Regions from separate parts of the Mus musculus genome. Here region 1 is linked to region 2. Evidence: chromatin contacts called from ENCODE Hi-C or POLR2A ChIA-PET data. All regions are on one chromosome and are shown on one strand. Each heading gives the region's core, a stretch centred on a gene start or an enhancer-like site at or near the end of the contact. The rest is flanking DNA. Distances are from core to core; before and after follow the strand shown.

Evidence for each region. A loop is a pair of places that touch in the nucleus more often than their neighbours do. ChIA-PET counts read pairs that join two places held with the same protein, here RNA polymerase II (POLR2A).
Region 1: a loop to region 2 is called in a map of gastrocnemius, with 4 times the contacts of the local background. The contact joins the promoter of Rnf146 here to the promoter of 9330159F19Rik in region 2. A Hi-C loop is called at or near these places in 1 of 37 maps with a recorded cell type or tissue (gastrocnemius). POLR2A ChIA-PET finds 5 or more read pairs at or near these places in 1 of 5 experiments (embryonic stem cell).

Annotation. Positions count from the first base shown.
Region 1 is chr10:29,361,154-29,363,853 of GRCm38, reverse strand. It overlaps Rnf146 (ring finger protein 146), which reads left to right and starts at 1,412. Exons shown (of 4, transcript NM_001110197.1): 1 at 1,412-1,890; 2 at 2,509-2,569. It overlaps Gm30698, which reads right to left and starts at 2,458. Exons shown (of 2, transcript XM_030245425.1): 1 at 2,185-2,458; 2 at 1,231-2,150. The coding sequence starts at 2,458. The coding sequence ends at 1,345.
Region 2 is chr10:29,210,275-29,212,974 of GRCm38, reverse strand. It overlaps 9330159F19Rik (RIKEN cDNA 9330159F19 gene), which reads right to left and starts at 1,332. Exons shown (of 6, transcript NM_001162537.2): 1 at 1,109-1,332.

The sequences.
Region 1 (2,700 bases), core at 163-2,662, 150 kb before region 2:
TTCTTTATGGAAAATTTCCTAACCCAGAAATAAATCTTCATAGAATCTCTACCTGAATTCAAACCCCAGTTGTGTGTTAGATCTGTAAAATGGGAATAGCAAAGGATGACATTGGATTATTGTAGGGAGTAGATGAGCCCTCTCAGAATATTGTATTGGTATTACTGCTATTGTTTCTTCAAACTTGAATCTTGAAGAACAGGTCAAAATTTTGCTATTACTTTGCTACTATTATATACATATATTGTATACCACTGGAATTAAAAATAAAATGACATGATAGGGAACTAAGCTAAGATGGCATGTTTCTCAATATCTGTACATTAATTAAAGTTATAAAAATAGTATTACTTAGAAGAAAATGTATTGAAATAGCTGATACCAAGAGACATTTACACACAGTGTACCTGTTTCCCTAAAGAAGCCACAATTGTGTGGAAGATCCTGTGGACTGAATGGCTGGCTAAACTTTCTAACAGTGGTCCAGGAGAATGCTGCATACAAGAACATATATTTGTGTCCCTCCTCCCCCATAGCCCATAGTTGCCACAGTAACCATTTGCTACAAATTCCTGTATCTTCTGGCCTAACATCTTTGTTACTGTTTGGTATGCACTGTTGAAACCTAGCTAGCCAGTAGCTTCCATCAACATTTTTAATCCCCCCAACCCCTTCCCTCAATGGTACTAGGGATTGAACCCAGATCCTCAAGTAAGGTGAATCAGCCTCCTACCGCTAGATCCCTTTGAAATTAAGAATATTTTAACATCTGAAGCCTATGAAATAGACCCACATGCTTGCTCACATCGACTCACCTATTCAATGTCTTATCCCTTTCAACGTACATTGATGTACAACCTTTTCTCTTCAGGCTATAAAAGTTCATATAATATTTCCTATAACAACTGAATGAATAACCCGAACCCATGCTCTGGATTTACAGCTATTAATGTTAAGCAGATGAGCTCTTCCTTTGGATCAGTGGCCTTGAAACCCTATAAATAGGTGCACAGTACATTTTTCAGTCCTGAATTCAAACAGTGGATGTAACCTCAAAATGCAACATTGTTGCAAGCACAATGCAAACAGTTACAGAATGCGGAAATACTTTCAAAGGTGAAAAGGTTCTCTGGTCCATTTTGTGCAACTTCAAGTAGAGAAAACTGTTCTGAAAAAGATCATGTGCCGGTTAAAATGAACAAGGACTAGATTTTGATGTGTAACACCATATGCTTGCCATAAAACTAACCCATGAAATTTATTCTAGATTCGCGGGACGATTTCTTCTTCTAGCTTCCTATGCTGTTAGGGTTTAAAAGACACCCCAGCACACCCCCTCTCCCATTACATATCTGGCCATTTGTGAGGTGAATAAATTGGAGCATCTCGGGGACCATCCAGTCCACGCCGTGACTTTTCTTGTGCCTTTTTTGTATAAGGAACAAGCGGTAGTCTCTCCAAGGGCACGGCCAAAGGAAACATAGGACTTGACCCAAGGCTGAGTTTTGGAAAGGCTCTTCTTCCTGGTACTGAAGGTCTAGCTTCCTCCCACAAGCCACCTAGATGGACCTCCACCAGTTCAGAACCAGGAGGCCACAAGATGCGCCACGCAGAGGGTGAGGGAGGACCGGAACAGGGACAAGGAGCAGCCCGGTCGCAGCAAGGGACAGAGAAGAGCAGCAGCCAGCGTGGGGACCGCCAGCCAGGGCCGCCGCGCGCGGGATCACGGTGAGGGGGCGTGGCTTCCGCCGGCGCGGCCCCGCCCCTTGAGCGCCGGGCGGTCACGTGACGGCCGCGCGCGTCCCCGTCCGCTGCGGGCTCCGAAGCGGAGGAGAAAAGACTGCGAGGTGGCTGCGGCGGCGGCCGAGAGGTGGGCTCCGGGCCGGACCGGTGAGGAGCGCGGGGGGCCGTGGGCTGCGGGCCTCGGCGGGGCACTGCGGCTTCGTTGGCTGCGAGGCGGCGCTCGGAGTCCGCGGCGGGCGGCGGCGGGTCGGGGGCCGGTAGGACGGGGACGCCCTTGGCCAGCGCGGCCCGGACGGGCGCGCGGAGGGAGGCCGAGCTGGCGCAGCCCGGACTGTGACGGGCGCGGCCCCGGCCATTACTGCGCAGGCAGGCCAGGCTGCGGGCAGCTCCAGCGGGCTCGACCGGGCCTCAGTCGGCCACGGGCTGCATGCTATCTTCCGCCTGCCCTGCCGCCGCCGCCGCCGCCGCGGCTGTGCCTCTGGGTCTTGCCCAGTGCCCGGAGTCGTCCCCTCCTCCTCGCGCTGGCGGAAGCCGCCGAGCGTTCTTGTTTTGATGGCTCCCCAAACCCGAAACCAGCCTGAGGTGTCGGGATACCAGTTGGGCCTCCCAAGCCGGGTGCATCTTGAGAGCTCCGGCAGTCGCTTTGTTCTGCTTGCTGGATGTGGAGTTTTCTCCTTAACCCTCCACCCCATCTGAGAGCGCACGGGATCCCCATTGTTGTCACTGTCTTATTTTCTGGACTTTTTTTTTTTTTTTTTTTTAAAGAGAAAGGGCTATGTGACATTGTTTTTGAGGATGTGGAAATGGAACCGTCCTCTATAATTAGGTAAGATGTTTCCCCACTGTAAGTTAGCACACGCATTCTGACAACTACATTTTATCTGTGTATGTGTGTGTGTGTGTGTGTGTGTTCTTTTGCAAACTAGATGTGCACCTGGAGCTTGGGCATTGAAAGGC
Region 2 (2,700 bases), core at 83-2,582:
GCATGCGCCACCACTGCCTGGCGCATATTGCATTTCTTATATTTCAAGTCCTTTACAAACATGAGGATGCACACTGCAGAAGGAATGTCAGAGACAGCAAATACTTCCAACTTCACAATTCTTAGAGGAAATCATTTGGCCTGGCAATAAGTTGCTCCCAATGAATTTTGTGGGATTAGGAACTTCTGTGCCTATACCTCAAAGTACTGTGTCACCTATCTTCAAAGTAATTCCCTCCCTTACTTTCCAGGTTATTTTCCACCACTGGAACCATTTTAAGCAATTAAGGAATCCTATTGCTCATGTGCTGTTCATCAGCAAATGCATCTATCCAGAGACCTCCCATTCGGTTTTATTAGAAGATTAAAATGAAAAAAAAATTCACTGCTGTTCATTGCTCTTTCTGCCTGCTCCTTGTTTTCTAGCAAGGTCAAAGAAATGCAGCACAAAGAATTCCAAAGAAGCCAATCTTGTTTTCTCATCGGGTCACCATCTTTATTCTTGGATCTCCTCATAGTCTCAATTTAAGCCACATGCGCATTAGTTTTAGTTCCCTTAACCAATAAGATACAAGCTTTGATTAAAAACAACTCTTGGTTTGCAGGAAACAAACACCAGTGTCTTTTAACTCACATTATGAAAAATACTCCTCCTGGAGTGTAATAGTAGTTTTGAATAAAACTACATTTTTTTTTAAATTACAAATTTCAAATAACAGAGAACTCACAGGTTGTAAATTTTATATCACAGATATTAAAAATAACTTCATCCCACCACAGACTGCATTCTAATAAATAGTTAATAGAAACTTACACTGAGCAACGTTTTTCTGAACTGCTGAGAATGAATGAGAAACAGTCTCAGGATGAGGATGTTGCTGTCAGTCCAAGCTTTAGAAATCCACCCTTAGCAGTTGAACAGCCCCTTCTCCAAGGCAGTTGAATCCCTTATGTACCCTGCCCACTGTTCGGAGGCCCAGCCACAAGCACAGCCAGGTCAGGAGATGCTGAAAACACACTTACTTAAATCTCATCTTTAATCTAAGATTCAGAAGCAGTATCCTGCTCTACCCAGTTTGCTCGTTCAAGTTTGCCAAGAAGAAACATACCTTCTTACACTTGGGGGTCGTCCTGCAGCAGGTCAGGCTCTGTGTGGCCAGTCTAGCAATGGCAGAGGTGGGGCAGAGAGCTAGTTGTCTTAAAGAACAGTCTCAGTGGTTCTTTTATAAAACAAAATCCATTCATCTTCCACAGTGGTCCTGACAAACGCCTTTGCAAATTGAACTTCAAAGAGCTACTCTGCTCAGTGTCACAACAGCAGCTGGGCTACTATGACGTCAGGGACTTGGAGGCGGCCTTAAGGCTGCTGCTTCCAACCACAGCTCTGTAACTTTAGAGCAGTTATATCCTCTGGGTAAACAACTCCAGGTCCAGGACATTTTTAACTTTTATAATGGAGCCTAGCATTTTCAAACTTGCCAGGAGAGATCTGCTTGCTAGCAGCACATGATGACAATTTAGATTTCTTTTATTTGGAAAGTAGACTCTTTTTTTAGGAGCAAGAACCATCCTCTTCCTCCATCCCCTCTCTTTCCCTCTCTCTCTACAGTGAGATGCAGTTTCAGTGTCTTTGTTAGTCTGGCCAGGGATGAAGTGGAAATGTGTGAGAAAAAAAAAAAGAAATACACACACACACACACACACACACACACACACACACACACACACACACACACCAGCAAGCATGAGTCAAAATGTATGTTGAAACATATTGAATGTTTGCCTTTATGCAAAATAGAAATGGGGCATATATATATATAGAGAGAGAGGGAGAGAGAGAGAGAGAGAGAGAGAGAGAGAGAGAGAGAGAGAGAGAGAGAATAGTGGTTTACTTTAGTCAATAAAGTCTTTAGGGCCAATATAGCAAATCAGTTACACTGAATTTTAAGTAATAAGCTCTTATCGTCAAGCTAAAGTTTTCCGACTGTACAATATAACAATGTGTCATTTGAAGCATGCCATAATTTCATGTTTTTGGTTTTTGTTGGTTTTTTTTTTTTTTTTTTTTTTTGCCTACCTCCAAGCTCCATCCCATAAGGAGCTAAATTGCTTAATAATGGTAAACTGGTCAGGGCAACCATATATTTATCTAATTTAGTCAACTGACTAATTAATTAGCATATAACATTGCTTAGCAAAACAGGCTAGCCTAAAACTCAATATTGCCTCTCAAACTGGTCTCAATTTAGTACAATCCTGCTTCAGTCTTCCATGTCCTGGAATTAGGGTCTTGAGCCACCAACTCCAGCTTCTTTACTTCCATAGAAGGACGTTATACAGGCAGAATAACCGAAAGAAATGCTTCCCTATGTTTAGAGAGCTAGGATTCATATTTCCAGGGGCAGCCACAATCGTCATAGTTACAATAGCAACACTAGTTATTCACTGGGAGCAGCTTTAAGCAAAGCTCTGTGCTAAGGATGTCAAGTGGAGCTTCGTGTCAGTTTACCACCTTAGCAACTGTCTGCAGTTTTATTCACCGGATCTTACTTATATCCATGGCTTAGAGAGCTAAAACATCTTGACAAAGCCCACAGAAAGACCTCTGAGAGGAGGAGCAGGACTTGGAACCAGTTTGGGGACCCTGGAATATTGTTATAGGGACCGAGGGCTCAATACTTCTGCCCCCATTTAACTGTGT